Linked DNA regions of Homo sapiens: region 1 is linked to region 2. A link is an interaction called in ENCODE POLR2A ChIA-PET data of the cell type or tissue named here. Cell type or tissue: A673. All regions are shown on one strand.

Region 1 (5,000 bases), 710 kb after region 2:
GAACTTTGGGAGGCCAAGGCAGGCGGATTGCCTGAAGTCAGGAGTTCGAGACCAGTCTGGCCAATATGGTGAAACCCTGTCTCTACTAAAAATACAAAAAAATTAGCCAAGGATGGTGGGGGGCGCCTGTAATCCTAGCTACTCGGGAGGCTGAGGCAGGGGAATTGTTTGAATCAAGGGAGGTGGAAGTTGCAGTGAGCCAATATCGTGCCACTGCACTCCAGCCTGGGTAACAGAGTGAGACTCCGTCTCAAAAAGGAAAAAAAAGACAGCATCTTACATTCAGGTATTTATAAACAACTTTTATTATTTATTTGTTTTTATTTTATATTGGCTCACTGCAGCCTCCACCTCCTGGGTTCAAGTGATTCTCCTGCGTCAGCCTCCCAAGTAGCTGGAACTACACGTGCCTGCTACCATGCCGAGGTAATTTTTTTTTTTTTTTTTTTTTTGAGAAGGAGTTTTCGCCCTTTTTGCAAAGGTTGGAGTGCAGTGGTGCGATCTCGGCTCACTGCAACCTCCTCCTCCTGGGTTCAAGCGATTCTCCTGCCTCAGCTTGTCGAGTAGGTGGGATTACAGTCACGCTCCACCACACTGACTAATTTCGTATTTTTAATAGAGACGAGGTTTCTCCTTGTTAGCCAGGTTGGTCTCAAACGCCTGACCTCAGGTTATCCACCTGCCTTAGCCTCTCAAAAAGTACTGGGATTACAGGCATGAGCCACTACGCCTGGCAATTTTTTGTATTTTTAATAGAGACAGGGTTTCACCATGTTGACCAGGTTGGTTTCGAACTCCTGACCTTAGGCGATCTGCCCGCCTTGGCCTCCCAAAGTGCTGGGATTATGGGCGTGAGCCATCGTCCCTGGCCTAAACAACAGTTTTATTATTTTATTTTTTATTTTTTTATTGCTTATTACTATTTTTTGAGATGGAGTCTCGCTCTGTCACCCAGGCCGGGGTGCAGTGGCATGATATGGGCTCATGGCAACCTCTGCCTCCTGGGTTCAAGCAGTTCTCCTGCTTTGGCCTCCCAAAGTGATGGAATTACAGGCCCGAGCCACTGCGCCCGGCCACAACTATTTTAATAGTGTTGTTTTGGTGTTGGTTGATTAAAGGAATGGGAACGAATGACTTGAAGCCCTCTCTGTTTCACTCTTTATACAAAGTGGAGTCCAGATTGGGCTAGTGGCCTGTCTAGCCCAATGTCTGACTTGGACATACATTACTGTCCAGGAGTTTCTTAGCTGAATGTGAAAAATGCCTTCCGTGACATCATCCTTACAGGAACATTCTTTACATTTATTCTTTACTTCTGTTGAACGGTGGTGGCGTGAACCATGAATTTGTTTAAGCTTTTCAGCTGTTTTGTGTGTTTTCCTCTCAAGGCATGGGGTTTCATATTTTTGACCTGTGGTAAAGGTATTTGAATTCTGCACTGGCCTCCAAATGTAGGTGTAGTATATGGCTCTGATCTTTGTTGATGATTTTATACATAATGTGGTTTTTTTTCTTGATAAGCCAAAAAAATTATACATAATGTGTGTGTGTGTGTGTGTTTTAATTTCAAATGATAGTTACAGTAAAAGTTTGGAGTTGGGCTAAGTGGGAGGAGCATCAGGAAGCCATTTTTAGAAACCTTAAATTCACCCTTTATAACTTTCTGTCTTTTTGCATTAGTCATCTGATACCTTAGTACTGCCTACTTTTTCACATCTCCATCACTACGTAGCTCTTAAAATTGTAGTCTTCCTTGAAAGGAGATGTTTTTGTCAAGAGTCTTTGCCACCAAGGCAGGATTGCATGTGATCAGTAGGAATATTTTCCTGCAATGTCTTAATATGAAAAATTTCAAACAGACTAGTGGAAAGCATTGTACAGTCAACATGCACATACCCATGGCCTGGATTCTATGACAGTATTTTGCTCTACTTGTTCATTTTGCTGTATTTGCTTTATCATGTCTTCCTGTTATCAGAGGGAACCTTTTAAGAGGATTTATAGAGGAGTTGATTTTGTTTTTTGTTTTGTTTTGTTTTGCTCTTTTTGAGGTGGAGTCTTGCTCTGTTGCCCAGGCTGGAGTGCAATGGCATGATCTCTGCTCACTGCAATCTCCGCATCCCAGGTTCAGGCGATTCTCCTGCCTCAGCCTCCTGAGTAGCTGGGCTTACAGGCACCCACCACCATGCCTGGCTAATTTTTGTATTCTTAGTTGAGACAGGTTTCACCATCTTGGCCAGGCTGGTCTGGAACTCCTGACCTCAGGTGATCCACCTGCCTCGGCCTCCCAAAGTGATGGGATTACAGGCGTCAGCCACCATGCCCGGCCTGATTTTGAAAAAGAATAGGGACTGTGTGCAGTTACATATAAATTCTTATTTTTGAACTCTTGTGTGTTCAGCTGGCTTGTATCAACTACACCAGGGTTAGCCTTGATTCTGGAAGGGTGGATTCAGACTTCAGCTCAGTTGTACATAGTGTCTTCAGCCTAAGTGAGAAACTTTATGCACTATCTTAATTTTTTGAAGCTTCTAGTGGTAATAATTGCTGGCTTTTTTTTTTTTTTTTTGGTAGAAACAGAGTCTTGCTCTGTCGCCAGGCTGGAGTGCAGTGGCACGAAATCAGCTCACTGCAACCTCTGCCTCCCAGGTTCAAGCAATTCTCCTGCCTCAGCCTCCTGAGTAGCTGAGATTACAGGCGTGTGCCACCACACCCAGCTAATTTCTTTTGTATTTTAGTAGAGACGGGGTTTCACTGTGCTGCCCAGGCTGGTCTTGAACTCCTAAGGTCAGACAGTCCGCCCACCTTGCCCTCCTAAAGTGCTAGGATTACAGGCATGAGCCACCGTGCCTGGCTTATGGCTAGCTTTCTTTACATTGATTGTGAAGTCAGATATTGGTAGTAGAACATCATAATTTTAGATTGGGTTTTGTGTTTATTTAGCACTGCACTACTCTAGTGGTGTATTTTTCTGGACAGATTTTATCTGCATAGTTAACGCAGTTATATATAAGGCCTACCGTTACAGAATCCCCATACCTTGTTTGTCAGTGTAAATCGAGGACCTTCATGCGAGGTCTTTAATTTATTCAATAAGTAGGAATATATATTTGACAGTTACTAAATTCTACTGCCTTGTCCTTAAGATCTACATACTTTTTTTTGTTTTTTGAGTCAGAGAGTCTCGCTCTGTTGCTCAGGCTGGAGTGCAGTGATGCGATCTCAGCTCACTGCAACCTCTACCCCGTGGCCTCAAGCGATACTTCTGCCTCAGCCTCCTGAGTAGCTGGGATTACAGGCGCCTGCCACCACACTCAGCTAATTTTTTGTATTTTTAATAGAGATGCAGTTTCGCTGTGTTGGTCAGTCTGGTCTCGAACTCCTGGCCTGAAGTGATCCACCCGCCTTGGCCTCTTGCTGGGATTACAGGGAAGAGCCACTGCGCCTGGCCAAGATCTACTCACTTTTAGACAGCAATATATGCTCTGTATTTTGGTTTGCAATTGTAATTGTCATTGGAAGAGTTTGGCTTTTCTGTCCTGAGATCAACGTGTCTTTAAAAGAAGGCAGTGCAGAAAGTTGTTATTTTTTGAGCTTCTTGGATCTTTTATTTTTTTAACGTGAGGAAATTCCTAGCGTTTCTAGATTTGTTGATTGTGCTTTTAAGTTTTGGTTTATAGATTTCAGGAAGTAACACTAAAGTTTACCCTACTCTCCTCAAAAAGTAAGTAAAAAGTTCTCTTGGCTGGGCGTGGTGGCTCACGCCTGTAACCCCAGCACTTTGGGAGGCCGATGGGGTGGATCTCCTGAGGTCAGGAATTCGAGACCAGTCTGGCCAACATGGCAAAACCCTGTCTCTACTGAAAATACAACAACAAAAAAAAATTAGCTGGATGTGGTGGTGCTTACGTGTAGTCCCAGCTACTTGGGAGGCTGAGGCAGGAGAATTGTTCGAACCCAGCAGGCAGAGGTTGTGGTAAGCCAGGATTGCACCATTGGGCTCCAGCCTGGAAGACAGAGCCAAGACTCCGTCTTAAAGTTCTCTTAATGGAAAAATGAAGAACATAATAGCAACATAAGTTATTTGCTTTCATTGTGGTTATTTCTACAGGACAGGGCAGGGGAAGCACAGATAGGTTAAAAAAAATTGTAGCATCATGAGCTAGGGGGAAATCCAATGTAGAAATGGCATGAACTTTCTTCCAGCCGACTCATGTTCGTTTCCTAGAGTGATGACATTGCTCGATGATTGAAAAGAGGTTGAACTGAGCAGTTAATTATATAAAGTTAGAAATTCCAAAGAAGTAGTAACTACCAGAAATTCTCCAGCAGTATCAGTCAAGACTTGTGGCCAAATACGGCTTCCATTCTTCATGAGGGAAAGGCCATGGAAAGGCTGTCACATTGCCCAGTGCAGATGTTGACTTGGTTTGTGGAAGCGCAGCGTGGACAAGGAATGAATATACACTAATAGGAGTGGAATAACCTTTTTCTTTTACCTATTTGAATAAATTAAGTAAAAGTTTTAATCAGAAGACTTAAAGAGGAGTCGATTTTATCTTTTGATTGCACTAAGCTTAAATATAAGGTTGCACTTTAAGAATTCTGTAGTTTAATAATCATATTCTTATAAGACATAGATTTGTAACAAATAGTGATTGGTAATAAAATTTCAGTCAGTATCAGATTATGCCAGTACCTTGAATTTCTTCCCGGTTGAGCCTTTCTCAGCTAAAGATGTCATTCAGGAAAGGAAGTTTAGAGGATTTTAGACACAGCTGGTTGCCTTTATATTAGTAGTTTTGTTCCTCATATACATAGAGACTTAGGACAGAATAGTAAAAGAAGTGATAATGACATTTTATCATAACAGTCAAAACCTTCATAGCAGCTTATCCTTGACACTGAGTGGCAACTATTGTTAAGGTTTTTACACAACCTTTATCTTTTTTTTTTTTTTTTTTTTTTTTTTTTTTTTTTTGAGACGGAGTTTTGCTCTT
Region 2 (5,000 bases):
TGATGCCTCTAGATGTGACTACTTTCACACCTTCACTCATCCCCACAGGGCTCTTATCCAGCCGAAATCTAGTCATCTCCCCCAGGAATATGAGCAGGAGCATAAGTGATTTTTAGTTCTGTGGACCTAATATTATAAAGAGCATTAGAGAGTATTTCAACGCAGGCAGGTGGCTACAGATGGCCCCCCTTGGTGGAAACTATCCCACCCAGTCCCGTGCTATGCAGGATGGGCAGGACTGTCTGCACCTGCCAGCCTGAGAGGAATATGGGCGGTCGGGCTCCAGCTATACCTACTAAGCAGAGTTGCATCTGACAAGATCTCTGATTCCGACACATAGTAAAGTTGAGAAGCTCTGACCTCTTTTGATCCAGGTCTTGGTTTTGCTGATCCTCTGATACCTCTATTTAGAAAAGAAATGATGAGATCTTTAGAAGACCAATCTTTGCCACTGGCAATCACAGGGAGGCTGACACACTCATTATCCATTCTTTTCAGTGTGGCTGAAAAGACTGGCAGAGTTTACTCAATGCTTATGAAATCATCACTCCATCTTGCCTCAAGTGAAAGATTATATTGACAGATTTAGCAGTAAGAGACCAAAAGATGCTAGAGAGTGAGGTGAGGGGTCTGTTCATGCTTCTAAATCAAGACCTAAACTTTGTATCAAATCTGCCAGATATCACTGTTGAAACTGAGACTGTGTTGGCCAGGTGCAGTGGTTCACGCCTGTAATCCCAGCACTTTGGGAGGCCAAGGTGGGCGGATCACTTGAGGTCAGGAGTTTTGAGACCAGCCTGGCCAACATGGCAAAACCCCATCTACTAAAAATACAAAAATTAGTCCGACATGGTGTTGTGCACTTGTGATCCAAGCTACTCGGGAGGCCGAGGTAGGAGAATTGCTAGAATCTGGGAGGTGGAGATAACATCGAGCTGAGATCGCACCACTGCACTCCAGCCTGGGCAAGACTCCATCTCAAAAAAAAAGAAAGTAAGTGAGATTGTGGATGGTGCGTTTGGAAATCCTTTTTTTTTTTTTGAGATGGAGTCTCGCTCTGCCACCCATGCTGGAGTGCAGTGGCGCGATCTTGGCTCACTGCAACCTCTGCCTCCCAAGTTCGAGCAATTCTCCTGTCTCAGCCTCCCGATTAGCTGGGATTACAGGCACGCACCACCATGCCCAGCTATTTATTTATTTATTTATTTTTAGTAGAGACGGGGCTTCACCATGTTGGCCAGGCTGGTCTCAAACTCCTGACCTCAAGTGAGGCACCCGCCTCGGCCTCCCAAAGTGCTGGAATTACAGGCGTGAGCTACCGTGCCTGCCCTGGAAATCACTTTCATAAACAACCTGGATGTGAGACTTTCAGGATCCATTTCCTGCACATGCACTGCTCCCCTGAGATGACACATGCCTGACCACAGTGCTGCTGCCCGACTGCAGAGGACCCAGCCATGTGATAGTGGGCTCCTCTGATGTGCATAGAGGGGCTGCCAAAAGGAGACACCCAGAACTAGAGGAGAGTGCTGAACTGGTGGTTGGGTAAAAAAAGTCTTTTACTTCCTCTTTTTGCTTATTCTTGGATTTAAATTTTTGGTACAGTTAATCATGTATGAAACAAACCTTAGGAGATTCCATCATTTCACAGAAATGTTTATGAGCAAGAAATTAATGGTATGCCCCTCACCATTCTGACCCCAAAGCATGCTTAATCTCCACCCCTACTGCTTCATTAGTTTCTTCATGTCCGACAACCTAAGGTGACCTTTGGAAGCAAAAGTACAGCTAAGGTGGTGTAACTGGGTCTCGTAACACAGTATGTTGAAATGTGACTTCCCTCTCATCTTTGTTGAGTTGTGTTTTCAGCCTTAATCCATAGCCCAAATTCTCAGTTCCAGTTATGTGGCCTACCCGGGAGGAACTTGTAGTGGTGGCCATATAAGGAGGCCGTCTGTAGCCTTTTTCAGGGGTGAGGGTCCACCCTGGGAAGGCAGGACTCAAGGTCTTCCCAAGACGAACCACCATGCCTCTCCCTTCCCTAGGAGGCCTAGAGTGTTTTCTGTGAACTGCTTGGTTCCGGGGGAGCTGCCGGAGTGGCAGCCTGCTCTGATGTTGCTAATATCATTTGTTATAGCAACAAACGATACTTTTTTCTTTACAGAAACTGCTCTAAATAACACAGATGGACAACAGGATAAAACCTCACCAGAGGCAATATGCCTTTTGCCAGGCTCCCTAAGCTGTGCTCTAGTTAGGCTCAGCAACTGCTCCATGTGCCCATGTGAAGGCTGGAAATCCTGATGAACACAGAGGGGACCCAGCTGCTCATGCCTGAATAGACTTGCCTTTGGCTCATCTCTAAGCCCAGTGGTAACTGTTCCTGCTTTCTATTGTTTTCCCAACTGAATCACACGTGCTAAAAAGACACATCATTTATCTGTGGCTGTTATGAACTGAACTGTGTCTCCCTCAAATGCATATGTGAAGCCCTCAACTCTGACACCTTGGACAATGACTGTATTTGGAGACAGGGACTTTAAAGAGGTGATTATATTAAATGAGGCTGATGGGGTGAGCGCTATTCCAATCTGATAGCCTTATAAGAAGGACAGAGAGAGCCGGGCACGGTGGCTCACGCCTGTAATCCCAGTACTTTGGGAGGCCAAGGCGGGCGGATCAAGAGGTCAGCAGTTCGAGACCAGCCTGACCAACATGGTGAAACACCGTCTCTACTAAAAATACAAAAAAATCAGCTGGGCGCGGTGGCGGGCACCTGTAATCCCAGCTATTTGGAAGGCTGAGGCAGGAGAATCTCTTCAAACTGGAAGGCGGAGGTTGCAGTGAGCCGAGATTGTGCCACTGCACTCTAGCCTGAGCAAAGAGACCAAAACTCCGTCTCAAAAAAAAAAAAAAAAAAAAAAAAGGACAGAGAGAGACACCAGAGGAGTGCACAGAAAAGACCATGTGAGGACACAGCACGAAGACAGTCCTCTGCAAGCCAAGGAGAGGGGCCTCACAAGAAACGAAATCTGCTGACAACTTCATTTCAGATTTCTAGCTCCAAAACTGTAGGAAAACTGACAGCATATATAAGCCCCTAGTCTGGTATTTTGCTAAGGCAGCCGAGCTGACCAAGACAGTGGCCATTGATGACTATCAAGGAGTAGATGGCAGTGGATCAGAGAAGTTCCCGCCCCTTTGTGCACACGCTGTGCCCTCTGATCTTCTTCATACATGTTGGAGACGTTAAGTCCTGATTCTGGGAGACAGATGGAAAGCAGGCTGTAGAGACTGGGACTAAGTCCCAGAAAACCAAGAATGCCACCGATTTATTTTCCATCCAGAAGAGCACATGGCTTCCTGGAAGCAGCTGCCCCTAAATACATGTTTACTTTGGGGGAATGATAATCTTGTAGTTATATCAGTTACTTTGGTCTTTACTAATGTTTATATAAAAGGATCCCACTCTGCAAAAACGCCAAGTTGGAGAGTTATGTTTGTTAAATTTAATAACAAGAAGTGAAGCAACCAGACTTTAGAATGAAACTACACACACATGATGTAGTGCTTGTAGCATCAAGACAATTCGGAGTTTAACCCACTGATGAATTTCAACAGGAGATGGACTTTGAATTGATGTTCTGAGAATAAAAAGAGGTTTCCAGAATTCATAAAACACATGTTGAATTACATTTTTATCCACTTACATACATTCTCTTGCTGGTACCCGACGATAAAGACTCATCGCATAAATACTTATGTGATCACATAAGCACACTGGTGCTGGTATGGAGCATGAGTCTGGAACAGAGAAGGCCAGTGAGGAGGCTGCTGTGGTCTTCCTGGTGAGCAGCGCAAGGTAGAGGATGGATATGAGGGAGGACTCAAGATAGGATGCTGTAGAGCACTGGGAGGCGAGGAGCTGGGGCTTTCTAGGACACAGGGACACAGGCAGCACACTCCCAGGATAATGCTGAGGAGCCCTACTGGATTCTATCGTTTGACCAAGGGGGATGTCTTGAAATTGGAAAATGTACAAAAAAAGTACTGAGATGTCCTGGCTACAGCTCAGGATCTGCGGTTTATAGATGTATTGTGTCTTAACAAGAGACACGGGGCAGGGGCAGGGTGTATCCATCTCTCCATCGACTCAGGGTGGTGGGGGCCTATGTGCACGGTGTGGGCATTCCCACCACTCTCTGGACCTCCGGAGACCAATGTGTCCTCTACAACACCAAATGCCCCACCTGCGGGCAGTACCGCACTGGTCACCAGCACCACCCCAAGCGGGGGAAGTCAGTGGTTATTGAGATTCTTCTATGAAGCCACAAGGTGTACAGCATGGCCTCTCCCCGCCCACCTATCTACCCTGCCTGCTTACGGTAATTAGCGTGGCCCTGTCAGTGGAGCTGCTGTTCAAGAACAGGCTCGACAGAATGGAGTGGGCTGGAGATAGCTCTGTGGGAGAAAGCATCTACAAGAACAGGCAGGCAGGTGGGGGACTGGCCTGGTTTGCGAGAAGAGAAGAAGGGGCCAGACTAACAAGAGTGACAAAGGCTCTAGAAGCCACTGCAGGTTCCAACTGGGGGTGATGTGAAGAACAGCAAAGCTGACCTGTCACGTGGGGCAGTATGCAGGGAAGAGAGCAAGTTGCAGGATCAAGTGCAGGAGGCCAAGACCACAGCCCAGAATGAGGGTCTGCAAGGAATTTCTCCATTTGGCTAGATCTGGAGAATAAAACACCCCATATCATCACAGCAAATAAAAATATTAAGCCTGAGCAACACAGCATGACCTTGTCTCTACAAAAAAATTAAAAAATTAGCTGGGTGCAGTGGTGCGCACCTGTAATTCCAGCATTTTGGGAGGCTGAGGCAGGAGGATCACCTGAACCCAGGAGTTTGAGACCAGCCTAGGAAAGATAGAGAGACCTCCATCTCTCTCTTTCTCTCATTTTTTTTTTTTTTTTTTTGAGACAGAGTCTTGCTCTATCGCCC

Evidence for each region. ChIA-PET counts read pairs that join two places held together with the same protein. Peaks named below come from ENCODE experiments on the same cell type or tissue, not always from the same donor. Only the 100,000 strongest peaks of a DNase experiment are listed, where the experiment ranks them.
Region 1: POLR2A ChIA-PET joins it to region 2 with 11 read pairs; 2 of 35 experiments call an interaction of 5 or more read pairs at or near these places.

Annotation. Positions count from the first base shown.
Region 1 is chr7:6,378,839-6,383,838 of GRCh38, forward strand. All of the region lies in intron 1 of RAC1 (Rac family small GTPase 1), which reads left to right. Among named protein-coding and RNA genes, the nearest start is that of RAC1, 6.8 kb to the left of the region's middle. In A673, no CTCF peak of the experiment used is centred here; no DNase peak of the experiment used is centred here; H3K27ac peaks cover 431 bases.
Region 2 is chr7:5,668,904-5,673,903 of GRCh38, forward strand. All of the region lies in intron 13 of RNF216 (ring finger protein 216), which reads right to left. All of the region lies in intron 1 of RNF216-IT1 (RNF216 intronic transcript 1), which reads right to left. Among named protein-coding and RNA genes, the nearest start is that of RNF216-IT1, 9.1 kb to the right of the region's middle. In A673, no CTCF peak of the experiment used is centred here; no DNase peak of the experiment used is centred here; H3K27ac peaks cover 633 bases.